Linked DNA regions of Homo sapiens: region 1 is linked to region 2. A link is an interaction called in ENCODE POLR2A ChIA-PET data of the cell type or tissue named here. Cell type or tissue: IMR-90. All regions are shown on one strand.

Evidence for each region. Peaks named below come from ENCODE experiments on the same cell type or tissue, not always from the same donor. Only the 100,000 strongest peaks of a DNase experiment are listed, where the experiment ranks them.
Region 1: POLR2A ChIA-PET joins it to region 2 with 17 read pairs; 4 of 35 experiments call an interaction of 5 or more read pairs at or near these places.

What each region holds. Positions count from the first base shown.
Region 1 is chr19:17,518,707-17,526,706 of GRCh38, reverse strand. PGLS (6-phosphogluconolactonase) reads right to left here. Exons shown (of 5, transcript NM_012088.3): 5 at 5,419-5,763. The coding sequence ends at 5,626. It also overlaps a transcript of NIBAN3 not described here. Among named protein-coding and RNA genes, the nearest start is that of NIBAN3, 4.6 kb to the left of the region's middle. RefSeq lists an enhancer at 3,655-3,714. In IMR-90, no CTCF peak of the experiment used is centred here; no DNase peak of the experiment used is centred here.
Region 2 is chr19:18,287,623-18,295,622 of GRCh38, reverse strand. It overlaps LOC124904653 (a long non-coding RNA gene), which reads left to right and starts at 2,780. Exons shown (of 2, transcript XR_007067155.1): 1 at 2,780-3,051; 2 at 3,736-5,033. RefSeq lists silencers at 799-878, 738-920, 2,005-2,207, 3,162-3,331, 3,782-4,211 and 1 more, enhancers at 1,157-1,796, 2,352-2,431, 1,797-2,435, 2,436-3,075, 3,076-3,714 and 2 more and cis regulatory regions at 1,841-4,396, 4,976-5,344. In IMR-90, no CTCF peak of the experiment used is centred here; DNase peaks (open chromatin) are centred at 3,352 and 3,862; H3K4me3 peaks cover 1,399 bases; H3K27ac peaks cover 2,767 bases.

The sequences.
Region 1 (8,000 bases), 770 kb after region 2:
CTGTCCCTCCCACCAGTCCATCACCTGGACTCCATTTCTTTTTCCTTTTTTTTTTTTTAGAGACAGGGTCTTGCTCTGTTGCTCAGGCTGGAGTGCAGTGGCACGATCATGGCTCACTGCAGCCTGGAACTCCTGTGCTCAAGTGACCCTCTCACTTCAGCCTCCAGAGTAGCTGGGCCCACAGGCACACGCCACCACCATGCCTGGCTAATTTTTGTATTTTTTGTAGACACGGGGGGTCTTCCTATGTTGCCCAGGCTGGTCTCAAACTTCTGGACTCAAGTGATCCGCCCACCTCGGCCTCCCAAAATGTTAGGATTACAGGCATGAGCCACCACACCTGGCATATTTCACGTTTTAAGTGTCTCTTAAAGGTGTCCTTTTTTTTTTCTTTGGGACAGACTCTCGCACTGTCGCCCAGACTGGAGTGCAATGGCACTATCTTGGCTCACTGCAACCTCCACCTCCCGGGTTCAAGTGATTCTCCAGCCTCAGCCTCCCGAGTAGCTGGGATTACAGGCGCCCGCCACCACACCTGGCTAATTTTTTGTATTTTCAGTAGAGACGGGGTTTCATTATGTTGGCCAGGCTTGTCTCAAACTCCTGACCTCGTGATCCACCCTCCTTGACCTCCTAAAGTGTTCTTTTTTTTTTAAACGGTGTCTCACTCTGTTGCCCAGGCTGGAGTGCAGTGGCATGATCTTGGCTCACTGCCACCTTCGCCTCCTGGGTTCAAGCGATTTCTGGCTAATTTTGTTTTGTTTTGTTTAGTAGAGATGGGGTTTCCCTGTGTTGGCCAGGCTGGCCTCAAACTCCTGACCTCAGGTGATCCTCTCGCCTCAGCCTCCCAAAGTGCTGGGATTACAGGTGTGAGCCACGTCACCCAGCGAAGGTGTCCCTTTTCTTGGGCCCAAACCCCATCTTTAGCACCCCAAAACTCTCCGTGCTGACCTCCCGAAGCTCTCCCATTGCCCTTTGGGAAAGCACCACTGAGGGCCCAGCCTCATCGCTCCAAGAGCCCTCTGGCTCCACTCAGCCCCCTGCAGCTCCCGAAGCCCCCATGTCCCTCTGACCCCCGCGGTCTTGTCCAGTGCCTAGAGAACTCTTGCTCCCGCCTCCTGCACGTGGTCGCCCAAGCTTCACCCCTCAGGTGAAAAGACCAGATACCAGCCCCTTGGAGAGCCGTCCCTGTGCCCCTGGACTGGTTGGGCGCGACCTTTATGTCCCAGCATTTGACCTGGTTTGGTTAGTTGGGCGTCTCCACCCCTTCACCTGTTTTGTGCCTGGCACAGAGCAGCCCTCGATGTTTGCTGAATGAATGCATGAATAAACGTGTGCATGAATGAATGAATGAATGAATGAATGAATGAAGGGAGGGACGGAGGGAGGGAGGGCATGCAGTCTACACTCCAAGCGGAAATGTGATCAAATGGAGCCATCACAGGTTTTCTGATGAGGGGAGTGTCAAGCACTGAGCTCTGGATCCAGCGTTGGCTGGGGAGTGGGGTGGGTCCCTGAAGACCTCTCAAGGACACTGAACACTTCCCAGCAGTCAGGGGCTCCAGGCTGGAGGAAGGAAAGTCCAGAGTGTGGCCCCTCAGATGGCAAGATCCCCAGGGAGCCCCTGAGGCAGGCGGGCAGGTCATCGATGAATAGAGAACACGTGTCCCTCAATGTCCATTGCTCCTATTGGCCTCAGTAGTAGAATCCCTGATCATAACGGAGCCCATGGCTGTCCAATGGAGACTCATCTTCCAGACTTCCTTGCTGCTATGTGGGGCTGTGCAACCCAGGCTGGCCATAAAGGAGTGAGCAGAAGTGTCTTCGGTGAATCCTGGGAAGCTTCTTCATGCTAGAGCTGGAACGTGGACACAATGGCTGGAGCACAAGCAGCCACCTTGGGCCATGAGGCAGAATCCAGCTGATGACAGGGCAAAGCAATGATGTAGAAGGAGCTGGGGTTCCTGAAGAATGTGTGACATTGCTCTACCAGCCCTGAATGGTGTCTCTCCAGAGAAAGAGCTAAACCTCTGTTTTGCTTAAGCCTCTAGTAATATCTGAATGTAATCTTCACTAACAGCCCAGGATTCATTTCTTCTTTTAAAAAAATTTATGTTTTTTCAGCTGGCTGTTGTGGCTCAAGCCTGTAATCCCAGCACTTTGGGAGGCCGAGGCAGGCGGGTCACCTGAGGTCAGGAGTTCGAGACCAGCCTGGCCAACATGGTGAAACCCTGTCTCTACTAAAAATACAAAAAATAGCGGGCGTTGTGGTGGGCGCCTGTAATCCTAGCTACTCAGGAGGCTGAGTCAGGAGAATCACTTGAACCCAGGAGGCGGAGGTTGCAGTGAGCTGAAATCGGACCACTGCACTCCAGCCTGAGCAACAGGGCGAGACTCTGTCTCAAAAAAAAGAAAAAAGAAAACCATCAGATGATGAGACGGGCAAGGAAGAAAAATGCAGCAGGAGGGGATAGAGGATGGGCATGGAGGGGTCACGGAGATGAAAGGAAGCGAGGAGTTGGGCGCAGTGGTTCATGCCTGTAATCCCAGCACTTTGGGAGGTTGAGGCAAGTGGATCGCTTGAGGTCAGGAGTTCGAGACCAGCCTGGCCAGCGTGGTGAAACTCAATGTTTCTACTAAAAATACCAAAATTAGCTGGGAGTGGTGGTGGGTGCCTGTAGAACCAACTACTTGGGAGGCTGAGGCAGGAGAATTGTGTGAACCCGTGAGGTAGAGGTTGCAGTGAGCTGAGATCACACCACTGCACTCCAGCCTGGACGACAGAGCAAGACCGTGTCCCCCCAAAAAAGAAAGCGAGGGCCCAAGCCATGCAAAAAGCTGCAGGAAAGGAGATACCGGGCAGCGGGCTCAGCACAGGCAAAGGCCCTGGGGTGGGAATGTGCTCAGCGGGCTCCAGGAACAGCAGGAAGTGGGTGCGCTGCAGGGAGACTGAGTGAGGGGCTGATGTTGCTGGGGAGAGGGAGAGGTGAAAGGGGCCACGTGGAGCCTTGTGGGAAGGGTGAATTTCACTCCGAAGGCAAAAGGAGCAGGAAGAGTTGTCACTCTCGCAAAGAGTAGGAGATGGTGACAGCCCCAGGCACAACCATCCATGTGGGGTCCCTGTGCTGGCAGCTCAATTTCCCTTCACTTCGCAGCCCCGTGCCTGCCGCTCTGGGGGCCACGGCCTCCTGCCCTCAACCAGCCCCACAGCTGAGCTTCCGCTCAGCTCTCTTTGCTGTTTACCAACCTCCTTCCGGTCAGGCCCCATCCCACTTCCTCACTCTCACATCTGAGTGGCCTGCCGGGACAAGACGTTGAAGCAAACTTCACTTTCTGTGGTTTCGGCTCCACTCTCACCCTGCACAGCCGCCTCTGCGCAGGTTTCAATTCCCATCTCCTGCTCAGCCGGGTGCCTCCTCTGGATCCCCCCACAGAAACTTGCACGTGGCTGGGCAGCCCCCATGCACCCACCAGCCTCCCACACTGTCGTCCCTGGGGCCTAGAGAAAGCTGAAGGGTGGGCCATGAGCAGATGCATTCTGGGAAAATGTGCAGGAGCCCAGCACATGGAGACTAGACTCTCTGGTGCTTTCAAGGCTCTGAGCAGGTCCGCAGCATGGCTGAATGCAGTGCTTCGCCCTGTCAGTGCAGCTGGAGCTCAGCAGAGGGTTGACTTATGTCCCCCAAAGGACATGTCTACGTCCTGACCCAGGAAACTCAGCATGTGACCTTATTCGGAATACTTATTCCAAATAAGCATTTATTTGGAACTTATTTGGAATACTCATTTGGTATCTTGAGATGAAACCACCCTGGGTGCAAGGCGATCCTAAATCCAATGACAGGTGTCCTTATAAGAAAAGAATGCTGGGCACAGTGGCTCATGCCTGTAATCCCAACACTTTGGGAGGCTGAGGCTGGAGGATCGCTTGATCTCAGGGGTTGGAGACCAACCTGGGCAACATACCAAGACCCCGTCTCCGCAAAAAATTTGTACAAGTAGGCAGGCGTGGTGGTGCATATCTGTAGCACCAGCTACTTGGGAGGCTGAGGTGAGAGGATCGCTTTAGCCCAGGAGATGGAGGCTGCAGTGAGCTGTGATTGCACCACTGCACTCCAGTCTGGGTGACAGAGCGAGACCCTGTATCAAAAAAATAAATAGGAGGCGAGAACACACAAGAGAAAGAAGTCCAAGTGAAGACAAGGAGAGACTGGAGTGATATGGCCACAAGCTAAGGAATGCCAAGGACAGGAGAGGCCTGGGATGGGTTCTGCCTCAGAGCCTCCAGAGGGAACCAGCCCTGCCGCCACCTTGACCTTGGACTTCTGATCTCTATAGCTAAGACAGAATACATTTGTTTTTTTGTTTTGTTTTGTTTCATTTTAAGACGGAGTTTCGCTCTTGTTGCCCAGGCTGGAGTGCAGTGGCGCAGTCTTGGCTCACTGCAACCTCCGCCTCCTGGGTTCAAGCAATTCTCCTGCCTCAGCCTCCCAAGTAGCTGGGATTACAGGCGCATGCCACCACACCCAGCTAATTTTTGTATTTTCAGTAGAGATAGGGTTTTGCCATATTGATCAGGCTGGTTTCAAACTCCTGACCTCGGGTGACCCGCCCACCTCAGCCTTCCAAAGTGCTGAGATTACAGGCGTAAGCCACCGTGCCCAGCTTTTTTTTTTCTTGAGACCGAGTCTCGCTCTGTCACACAGGGTGGAGTGCAGTGGCGCGATCTCAGCTCACTGCAAGCTCCGCCTCCCTGGTTCAAGCAATTGTTGTGCCTCAGCCTCCCAAGTAGCTGGGATTACAGGTGCACACCACTACGCCCGGCTAATTTTTGTATTTTTTTTTTTTTTCGAGATGGAGTCTCGCTGTATCTCCCAGGTTGGAGTGCAGTGGTGCGATCTCAGCTCACTGCAAGCTTCGCCTCCTGGGTTTTATGCCATTCTCCTGCCTCAGCCTCCCAAGTAGCTGGGACTACAGGCGTGCACCACCTATGCCCAGCTAATTTTTTTTTGTATTTTTAGTAGAGACGGGGTTTCACTGTGTTAGCCAGGATGGTCTCGAACTCCCGACCTCGTGATCCACCAGCCTCGGCCTCCCAAAGTGCTGGGATTACAGGTGTGAGCCACCGCGCCCAGCTAATTTTTGTATTTTTAGTAGAGAAGAGATTTCACTATGTTGGCCAGGCTAGTCTCGAACTCCTGACCTCAAGTGATTTGCCCACCTCATCCTCCCGAAGTGCTGGGATGACAGGCGTGAGCCACTGTGCCCAGCCTGTTGTCTTAGGAAATTCATCCATGGTGGCTATGCCCCAGGGAAGCAGGCCCCGCCTTCCTCCCCACAGATGAGGGCTATGGATCAGAACCCAGGCCAGGGCGCCCCCAGGCCTGCTGCCATCAAACACCGCGAGACAGTGCAGACTTCCAGCAACGCTCCTTTTAATATCCGGATGTCCAGAGCCACAGCCTGTGTGTTGAGCCCCGGGTAGGGCTGCTGGCCGGAGGCTGTTGGCTTCCAGCAGCAGCACGACGTGGCTTTTTGAAAGGAGAGCCCGGAGAGTGGCGGCCAGCAGGGGCCCAGCCCCATGGGCCGCGTGCCTGGTCCCAGCTGCGGCGTCCCTCTGGCCAGCTACAAAGTGGAATGCTTCTCGAAGGGCACGGTCAGGAGGCGGGCGGCCGCCTCGTCCAAGAACCAGCACAGTTTCCCGGTGTGGGGCTGGACCAGGGCGGCGGGCAGCGGGTTTTCCTCCTGGTCCTCCAAAATGCGCTGAAGAAGAGGGCAGAAGAGTAAGGCCCTGCCTGCGGCCCAGGCACCGCCCCTCGGCACTCTCCTGGCTCCCCAACCAAGGATAAATAAGACTCTTGTATCCTCAAAATGTGACAATGCCCAGCTCAGCTGTCCTAGTGCCAAACAGCAGGGACAAGAGTCCCTTCCTTTCTATCCACTGTAACTATTTTTATTTATTTATTTATTTATTTTGAGATGGAGTCTCACTCTGTCTCCCAGGCTGGAGTGCAGTGGTACGATCTTGGCTCACGGCAACCTCCGCCTCCCGGTTTCAAGCGATTCTTCTGCCTCAGCCTCCTGAGTAGCTGGGATTACAGGCAAGTGCCACCACGCTCGGCTAAGTTTTTTTTTTTTTTTTTTTTTTTTTTGAGATGAACTCTCGATCTTATCCCCCAGGCTGGAGTGTGATGGCGTGATGGTGCGATCTTGGCTCACTGCAACTTCCGCCTCCCGGTTTCAAGCAATTCTCCTGCCTCGGCCCCCCAAGTAGCTGGGATTACAGGCGCCTCCCACCACACCTGGCTAATTTTTTTGTTTTTGGTAGAGACGGTTTCATCATGTTGGTCAGGCTGGTCTAGAACTCCTGAACTCAGGTGATCCACCCGCCTAGGTCTCCCAAAGTGCTGGGATTACAGGCGTTAGCCACCGCGCCTGGCCTAATTTTTTATATTTTTAGTAGAGACGGGGTTTCACCATATTAGCCAGGCTGGTCTTGAACTCCCACGTTGAGCCACCATGCCCCGCCCACTGTAACTATTTGCATTTTTTTTGAGACAAGGTCTTGCGCTGTCATCCAGGCTGGAGTACAGTGACGGCATCAAGGCTCACTGCAGCCTCAATCTCTGAGGCTCAAGTGATCCTCTTGCCTCAGTCTGCCAAGTATCTGGGACCACAGGCACATGGCACTGTGCCCAGCTAATTTTTTATTTTTTGTAGAGACAGGGTCTTGCTATGTTGCCAAGACTAGTCTCAAACTCCTAGACTCAAGCAATCCTCCTGCCTCAGCCTCCCAAAGTGCAGGCATGAGCCACTGTGCCTGGTCTGTAACTGTTTAATACTGCGGTTGGCACCCTTTTTCAGCAAAAGACCAGAGTCAATAGATTAAGCTCTGCAGACCATCCAGTCTCTATTGCAACCACTCAGCTCTGCAGTTCTGGCCCCAGAACAGCTGCAGACAATATATACATAAGCGGGTGTTGCTATGTTCCAATAAAACTTTTCTGGGCCGGGTGCGGTGGTTCATGCCTGTAATCCCAGCACTTTGGGAGGCCGAGGGGGGCGGATCACTTGAGGTTGGGAGTTTGAGACCAGCCTGGCCAATGTTGTGAAACCCTGTCTCTACTAAAAATACAAAAATTAGCTGGGCGTGGTGGCAGGTGCCTGTAATCCCAGCTACTTGGGAGGCTGAGGCAGGAGAAGCACTTGAACCCGGGAGGTGGAGGTTGCAGTGAGCTGAGATGGCGCCACTGCACTCCAGCTTGGATGACAGGGTGAGAAGCTGTCTCAAAAAAACAAACAAACAAAACAATTTCTGGACACTGTAATCTGAACTTCATAGAATCTTCACAAGGTCAAGGAGTATTATTCATTTGATTTTTTTTTTTTTTTGAGACTGAGTTTCGTTCTTGTCGCCCAGGCTGGAGTGCAATGGCATGATCTCGGCCCACAGCAACCTCCGCCTCCCGGGTTCAAGTGATTCTCCTGCCTCAGGCTCCTGAGTAGCTGGGACTACAGGCGCACGCCACCACGCCTGGCTAATTTTTGTATTTTTAGTAGAGACAGGGTTTCGCCATGTTGGCCAGGCTGGTCTTGAACTCCTGACCTCAGGTGATCCGCCTGCCTCAGCCTCCCAAAGTGCTGGGATTACAGGCATAAGCCACCGCGCCCCGCCTGATTTATTTTTTTTGGAGATGAGTTCTCGTGATGTTCCCCAGTGCAGTGGTAATTCACAGTTGCAATTACATTTCACTATAGCTTCGAACTCCTGAGCTCGAGTAATCCTCCTGCCTTAGCCTCCTGAGTAGATGGGATGATAAGCATGGCCTGGCTCTTCATTTGACTTTTTTCCAACCACTTAGAAAAGTAAAAACCAGGCTAGGCACGGTGACTCATATCTGTAATCCCAGCACTTTGGGAGGCCAAGGCAGGTGGATCACATGAGGTCAGCAGTTTGAGACCAGCCTGGCCAACATGGTGAAACCCCCTCTCTACTAAAA
Region 2 (8,000 bases):
TGGTGGATGGATGGTGGATGGGTAGATGGTGGATGGATGGGTGGATGGTGAATGGGTGGATGGTGGATACATGGGTGGGTGGGTAGATAGGTGGATGGGTGGATGGATGGGTGGATGGGTGGGTGAGTGGATGGTGGATGGATGGGTCAGTGGGTAGACAGGTGGATGGATGGCTGGTGGATGGTTAGGTGGTGGATGGGTGGACGGTGGACGGATGGTGGATGGGTGGATGGTGAATGGGTGGATGGTGGATGCATGGGTGGGTGGGTAGATGGATGGATGGTGGGTAGATGGATGGATGGTGGATGGGCAGATGGTGGATGGGTAGATGGTGCATGGATGGATGGCCGCTGGGTGGAGGAATGGATGGATGGATGAATGGGTAGATGGTGGATGGATGGGTGGATGATGGACTGATTGGTGGATGATGGATGGGGGATGAGTGGATGGTGGATGGGTGGATAGATGGACAGGTGGGTGGATGGATGGTAGATGGGCAGATGGTAGATGGATGGGTGGATGGTGGATGGATGGGGGATGAGTGGATGGTGGATGAGTGGATGGATGGGTGAGTAGGTAGATGGGCGGATGGCTGATAGAGGGAGGAAGACCTGACACTGAGGTCCGCTCCATGAGAAGCAGCGTCTCCCACCTTCCAGCAGATGACTGAGTGGTGTCTGGTGGAGGAACTTGTCCAGTCCTTCCCGAGGTCTCACCCACCCCTCTGCAGCCTCAGAAGACACCCCCAGGGTGGAGGCTGGAAAGTTGGGGCTGGACAGGGTGCTATGAGCGTAGGCCAAGCAGAGGCGTGCCGGCCGGGTACCAGATGCTGCTACCTGCCTCTGCCGCTGAGTCAGCATCACCATGGCAACTGGCCCTGCCGGATGCTTCTCTGGGCACATCCCCGTCACTGCAGCCACCACCGTCACAGCCGCCTCCTCACAGGGGGCAGGGGGAGCAGCTATTTTTACACAGTTTGTGTGCAGCACTCAGGGGCCAGGGTGCTCACCTTCCCTACACCCCCTCCCCTGTTAGTGTCAGCCCCACCATCTCCTGAAGGGGGCTTGGGAGGATGTTGTCACCTGGGGTGGGCATTGTGAGAACAGATGAGGGACATGTACAAGGGCTGAGTGGCTGGACTGCAGGAGAGAAGAGAGCCAGGGGCGATGATGGGGAAGACTGGCCACAGCAGGGAGCCACAGAGGGTGTGGGGAGGCCAGAGGGGCACTGACGGAGGGCACAACAGGGGTCCCTGTGACCCTGGGCAACCTCCACATCCCCAAAGCCTCCCCTGCTGCTTCTGGAGCATGCATAATGGTAGGAAAAGTGAGGCAGGGAGAGCAGTCACAGGCTCCACCTGGGCTGGCCAAGGACTCAAGCCACCCCCCACCCTCCCTGCTTAGGATCTGGAGGCCCCTGTAATCCTCCATCTCTCCTCACCCTGCGCCACGCCTCCTCCTGGATGTTCCCTTAACACACCTCAAATTCAGCCCGGGTACAGTGGCTTACGCCTGTAATCCCAACACTTTAGGAGGCTGAGGCGGACGAATCACGAGATCAAGAGGTGGAGACCATCCTGGCCAATATGGTGAAACCCTGTCTACTAAAAATACAAAATTAGCTGGGCATCGTGGCGCACGCCTGTAATTCCAGCTACTCGGGAGGCTGAGGCAGAAGAATCGCGTGAACCTGGTAGGTGGAGGTTGCAGTGAGCTGAGATCGCACCACTGTACTCCAGCCTGGGGGACAGAGGGAGACTCCTCTCAAAAAACAAACAAACAAATACCTCAAATTCCTCCCCAGGGCCTTTGCACGTGCTACTCCAGCTTTCAGGAACACCCTTCCCTGGGGCATCCTCATGGTGGCCCTGCTGCTGGTATCATGGATCCTCTGGCCCCCCCCACCCCACACTCCCTCCGCCTGCTGTCATTTGCTTTCTCACCACCTGACTTTATATCATTCACTTCTTTCAGTTGTTCCCGTCCCAAGAATGAGGGGCCACTGAGTCACCTCACAGCACATAGCCCACACTTCGCTTCGCTGGGCTCCTCTCTGATGTTTTCAGGGACAGGGCGGGGACTTGGGTTGACCGATGGCTCCAAAGGCAGGCATGACCTTCCTTTCAGGCCACAAGGCCCTATCAGAAGTCAGCAGTCAGTGCGTGAGCCAGGCCTGGAGGCTAACACCAGGGCCAGGAGTTATTCCACCACAGGTTCCTCCAGGAAGCCGCCTCCTACCGGGAGCCTGCCTGGGTGCCTCCAGGCCACACCCGGAGCTCCACCTCCCTTACCTGGTTGTCTCTCTGTCTCTGTCTTGCTCCTAGATTTTTTTCCAGCCTCCCTCTCCCGCTGTCTCTCCTTCCAACTCATTTTTTTTTCTCTTGGTTTATTTCCAAGCCACGATATTGCTTTTCTCTTCCGCTATCTCGAAGCTCTGGCCCTCCAATCAGGAGGCCCGATTTAGTACAGCCTCACCCAGAACGTTGGGGCCGTTCCTTTGGCCTCGATATACCCACTCAATAAATGGGCTTGTCCTAGAGCTTAAGGCCTGCCCCTGGGGGGGAGGAAATTCCGGTGGCGGACACCCTTCCCCATCCCCGGTTCAGGGCCCCGGCGGGGAAGGGGTTAACCACGCGCCGTCCCTTCCCCCCAGCTCTGCATTTAATTAGCAGTCCGGTGGGGCGGCCTCGCTGGGCGGGCGGGGGAAAGGGAGAGAGGGGGTGGAGAGGAGATCGGGGGAGACGGGAGGGAGAAGGGGATAAGGAAGAGGGGAGGGGAAGCTGAAGCAGGAAGGGGAGGGAGAGGAGGGGAGTGAGCGACGGGAGGAGAGGAGGGGGCTGGAGAACCAGCCCGGAATTCACAGACAGCCTCGCAGGTGTCCCCGCTCCAGCCTCTTTCTTGGGGTGCAGTCCCCTCCCACACCCCCTTTTCAAGGCCGAACCCAGCGCCCACACTAAATGTCAACTCTCCCCATTATCCGGTTGAGGAAACTGAGGCCATGCAGAGGTGGTGATGTGCCAAGTCGCAGCTCGGGGCAAACGTTTATTCGCAGGTATTTGCGCAATGGAAAACAAGCCCAAACCAGCTCCAGGTCGTCCGGCGACCTGGAGGAGCTGGGAGGGGGCGGTAGTGTGGGACGCGGGCTAGCGGGCTTAGCACCAGCCAGGCCACGGCCGTTCCCGTGCCTCAATTTCCCTCTCTGCACAGAGCCCAGTAAATTGCTTGCAGGGCCGACCGCCCCCGCCCCCATCCCCGCGGCCTCCAGCGCCGCGTGGGGTGGGGGCCGGGCGGCCGAAGCGTCCGCGTCTACGCGGCACCACTTCGCCCTGACGTTGGCGCTGACGCCACCCGCCAGCTCGCGGCGGGGTCCGGCAGCCCCGGGAAGTTAACTCTTCCACTGCCGCCGACAGCTCCGAGACCTCTCCCCCCGGATCCTTTCTCCCCCCCTCCCATTAGGGGAGGGGCCACACGCTGAGGACCCCGCAGCTAGGCGAGGCAGGAGGCCTCCACCAGCCTCCAGGCCTCTGCCCGCGCCGTTCCCTCCGCCTGGAATGCGCCTCCCGCCCCAACCCAACCCTGTGTTTACTGCGACTTCCCTCCCTTCGGCCTGGCCCTGACCCCTCCGGGGCAGGGCGTGTCCGTGTCTGGCTGCTAGTACCGGCCCGGGGTGGGGTCCTCTCTCCCCAACAACTCGCTGTTTCCAACTCAATGTCTTTCCCCCCATTTTTCATTCGAGAACCATCGAAGACCAGGAAACTTACGGACGTCACCTGGCCAGGGACTGAGCAGCGCCTGCCCAGCTCCTAGGGCTCCCCGCCCCCACCCCTGTACGCGGAGATGCCGTCTCCCGGCGGCGGAGAGGACCCCGCAGGCCCCGCCCTTCCCCAGGGGAAGTGAGAATAGGGTGCCCACCCCCGCATTCTCGCCACTTCCTCCCCGGGAGAGCGAGAGGCGAGGAGCAGGGGGGAGGCGGGAGGCGGGAGGAAGGGGATGCGGGGGCAGCGGGAGGCGGGAAGGCGTGGGGTCTCTCCACTATTGCCCCTGCTGTAGCGCTTAAGGGCCCCATGTGCACGGCCTTTGATACCACTCAGACAACTTTGGGGTCCCCCAAAGTTGCTCCTTCCTTGGGGTCCTTTCTGAATCAACGCGGACCCTGCCGGTGCCTCCCCATCCCCGCAGCCTGGGGCAGCGGCCTCTTCACCCCCTGCCGCCTGCCTTGCCTCCAGTTCCATCTACTCCCCATCTGGGGCCCAGATCCCTTCCGCTGGCTGGGGGCCAGGTCCAGCGCCCCGTCTGCACCAGTCCGGACCCCTAAGCTCGCTCCAGGAACCCCCAGTCTTGGTGCAGAAATGCAGCCCACGATGTGCAGGGCCAACTGGCTTCGAATCTGCCTTCCACATACTGAAGCCTTTCTTGGCTGACAGCCTCAGTTTGTCCATCCGAAAAAAGGGGACAAAGCATATCTAGATGGCTCACGCCTGTAATCCCAGCACTCTGGGAGGCCGAGGCGGACGGATTACTTGAGGTCAGGAGTTCCAGACCAGCCTGGCCAACATGGTGAAATCCCGTCTCTACAAAAATACAAAAATTAGCCGGGCGTGGTGGCGCACGCCTGTAATCCCAGCTACTCAGGAGGCTGAGGCAGGAGAATCACTTGAACCCAGGAGGTGGAGGCTGCAGTGAGCCGAGATAGTGCCATTGCACTCCAGCCTGGGCGACAGAGCAAGACTGTGTCTTAAAAAAAAAAAAAAAGAATACCTGGAGAATGGGTTTCCCATCTTGGCAGCATGAATACTTCCACTCATTCATTAATTCACTCATCCATTCATTATTCTACGAACTCATCCATTATGCTACTTATTGCATTCATTCCTTTACTCATTCACTCATTCATTGATTCACACACCACAGACAGCCAGGGAGGGCGGCGGGCCACAGGGGCCCACATCTCAGTGTGGACAGACGTCAGGGGCCCACAGGACCGTGGGTGGGGACAGCCCCAAGGCTGCAAATAAACGTTTGCCCAGAGCTGCATCCTGGCATGTCACCAAACCAAACCGAAGCCTCCCCAGAGAGGCCCCTGTGGGGTCCCCTGCCCAAGAGGCAGCTGCCTGCCACCTCCCCCACCCCTCCCCATTCAGGCACCACCCTGCCCTCAGTCTGTCAGCGGGGAAATGGCTCAGTACCTGGAAAAGCCACGAGTATGTGGTCGGATGCAGGCAAAACCCACACATCATGGTGGGGGGGGGCACCTACAATAATGGGTTGCATGTTAACAGATCAACACACATTCATCAAGCACCTACTGTGTGCTGGGACCCACGGGACTGGAGCATCTGCCAAGTGGGTCCCTGTGGCCCCTCCTGCCCTTCTGCTTGGGGCTTCCCTGCCTTTGATAAGACTCAGACATTCGAAGTCCAGCCCCAGCCCTGAGTGTTCCTGAGGTGGGAATGCCTGACTTTGCTCTCATTTCATAGTTTTTTGGTTTCCTTCTATTTATAGCAAGAGAAACTGGTTTTCCATTCTTGGTGGTGACATGAAGGTTCCCTTTTAAAATGTATTTACTGAAGTAAAAACAGAAAAGGGGGCCAACTTAAAGGAAAATCGTGAGACCAACCTACAGCATGCTTCTCTAAAATGACCTTGCTTCCAGTCCCCCAGAACATCACCTCTGGGCGGTGAGAACCCACCTGCCCAGCACACAGCGGGCACTCAATAGAGCATGGTCGTCGGGCGCAGTGGCTCATGCCTATAATCCCAGAACTTTTGGAGGTTGAGGCAGGCGGATCACTTGAGGTGAGGAGTTCAAGACCAGCCTGGTCAACATGGAGAAACCCCATCTCTACTAAAAATACAAAAATTAGTTGGTGTGGTGGCATGTGCCTGTAATCCCAGCTACTCTGGTGGCTGAGGCACTAGAATTGCTTGAACCTGGGAGGCAGAGATTGCAGTGAGCTGAGAACGTGCCACTGCACACCAGCCTCAGAGACAGAGTGACACTTTGTCTCCAAAAAAAAAAAAAAAAAAAAAAGCATGGTTGAATCGATGAATGATGGTATGTGAGTTTGGCCCAAAACAACCAAGAAACAAAAAACCAAACCAGCTTTTTTTTTTTTTGAGACAGGGTCTCGCTCTGTTGCCCAGGCTGGAGTGCAGTGGCACGATCTCAGCTCACTGCAATCTCTGCCTCCCAGGTTCAAGCGATTCTCCTGCCTCAGCCTCCTGAGTAGCTGGGATTACAGGCATGCGCCACCACACCCGGCTAATTTTTCTATTTTTAGTAGAGATGGGGTTTCACCATGTTGGCCAGGCTGGTCTCGATCTCCTCACCTTGTGATCCGCCCGCCTCAGCCTCCCAACCAGCTAATTTTTCTATCTTTTTGTAGAGATGGGTTCTTGCTATGTTGCCCAGGCTGCTCTTGAACTTCTGGGCTCAGGAGATCCTCCTGTCTCTGCCTCTCAAAGAGCTGGGATTATAAGCATGAGCCACCCTGCTCAGACTACAAACCAATTTATCTTTTTTTTTTTTTTTTTTTTTTTTTTGAGACAGAGTCTCACTCTGTCACCCAGGCTGGAGTTCAGTGGTGCGATCTTGGCTCACTGCAAGCTCCGCCTCCCGGGTTCACACCATTCTCCTGCCTCAGCCTCCCCAGTAGCTGGGACTACAGGTACCTGCCCACCACGCCTGGCTAATTTTTTTTTTGTATTTTTAGTAGAGACAGGTTTTCACCGTGTTAGCCAGGATGGTCTCGATCTCCTGACCTCATGATCCGCCCGCCTCAGACTCCCAAAGTGCTGGGATTGCAGGCATGAGTTACGGTGCCTGGCCTCTTTTTTTTTTTTTTTTTTTGGAGACGGGGGTATCGTCATGTTATGTTGGCCAGGTTGGTCTTGAATGCTTGGCCTCAAGCAGTCCTCCTGCCTCGGCCTCCCAAAGTGCTAGGATTGCAGGGGTGAGCCATTTTGCCTGGCCCAAACCAATTTCTGAAGTTGGTCTAAAGAAAGCAAATTCACTACCTTCTGATCCCCAAACCCTCTGGTTCTCCAGTATCTACCTGTGAAACGGCCTAACCCAGGCCTGGGCATACAGGAAGTGCACATTAAATGCATGCTGGATAAGTGCAGGGGTCCTGTCTGTCCTAGGGTGGGGTAGGAGGGTAAGTGGTATGGGAAGTTCTTTTCTCCTTGTGCTATAATAAGAGGCTTTGGAGACTGATTCTAGATGGTCAGTCAATCAACAAACACTTGACTGAACCATTCTTCTAGGCCTGCCCAGTTAGTAAAAATGGTCATAAAGCTGGCAGAGCCAGGTTCAATCTGGTTCCATCAATGCTGAAGGGGGGCTGTGCCTCAGTTTCCTCATCTGTAAAATGGTTTTATGAGGCAGGAGGGATCCGGTGCCAGTCCAGAGGGCAGGGCCTGGGTCCCCTCCGAGAGGCTGGGCAGACACCTGCGCTGGACTGGGGACAGACTGCGGTTCCTGCTCCTGGAGAGGGCGGAAGCCTGGCAGGAGGGGAACAGAGAGGCCTCAGCCTTCTCGGGTAACTTGATCCTCAGGAATGTGCGGGCCAGACAGCGCCCCCAGCCCGAGTCTGGCGCCCCACTCCCGACCGCCCTGCGGGGGTCCGGCAGTCGGGGCACTTTCCCTGCAAGTCCCGCCTCTGCGAGCCTAAGGGTCCTAAGCGCTGGATTAGGGTCCTCACAAGCCCCACCTCCCCGCTGTGGGGTCGTGAGTGCCTGGCTCCACCTCACCCCTTCGGCTGCCTGCTTAACTCGGTTTTCTTTGGGGCTTTCCGATTTATCAACGTGATTTTTGGTTTCTGGGTGTTCAAATAAAGACTAAAAATTAAACTGCAGCCTCAACTTACCCGGGCCCAAGCGATTCTCCCACCTCACCCTCCCAAGTAGCTGGGACCACAGGCGTGTACCACCATGCCCAGCGAACTTTTTTATTTTTGTAGAGAAGAGGTCTCACTAGATTGCTCAGGCTGGTCTCAAACT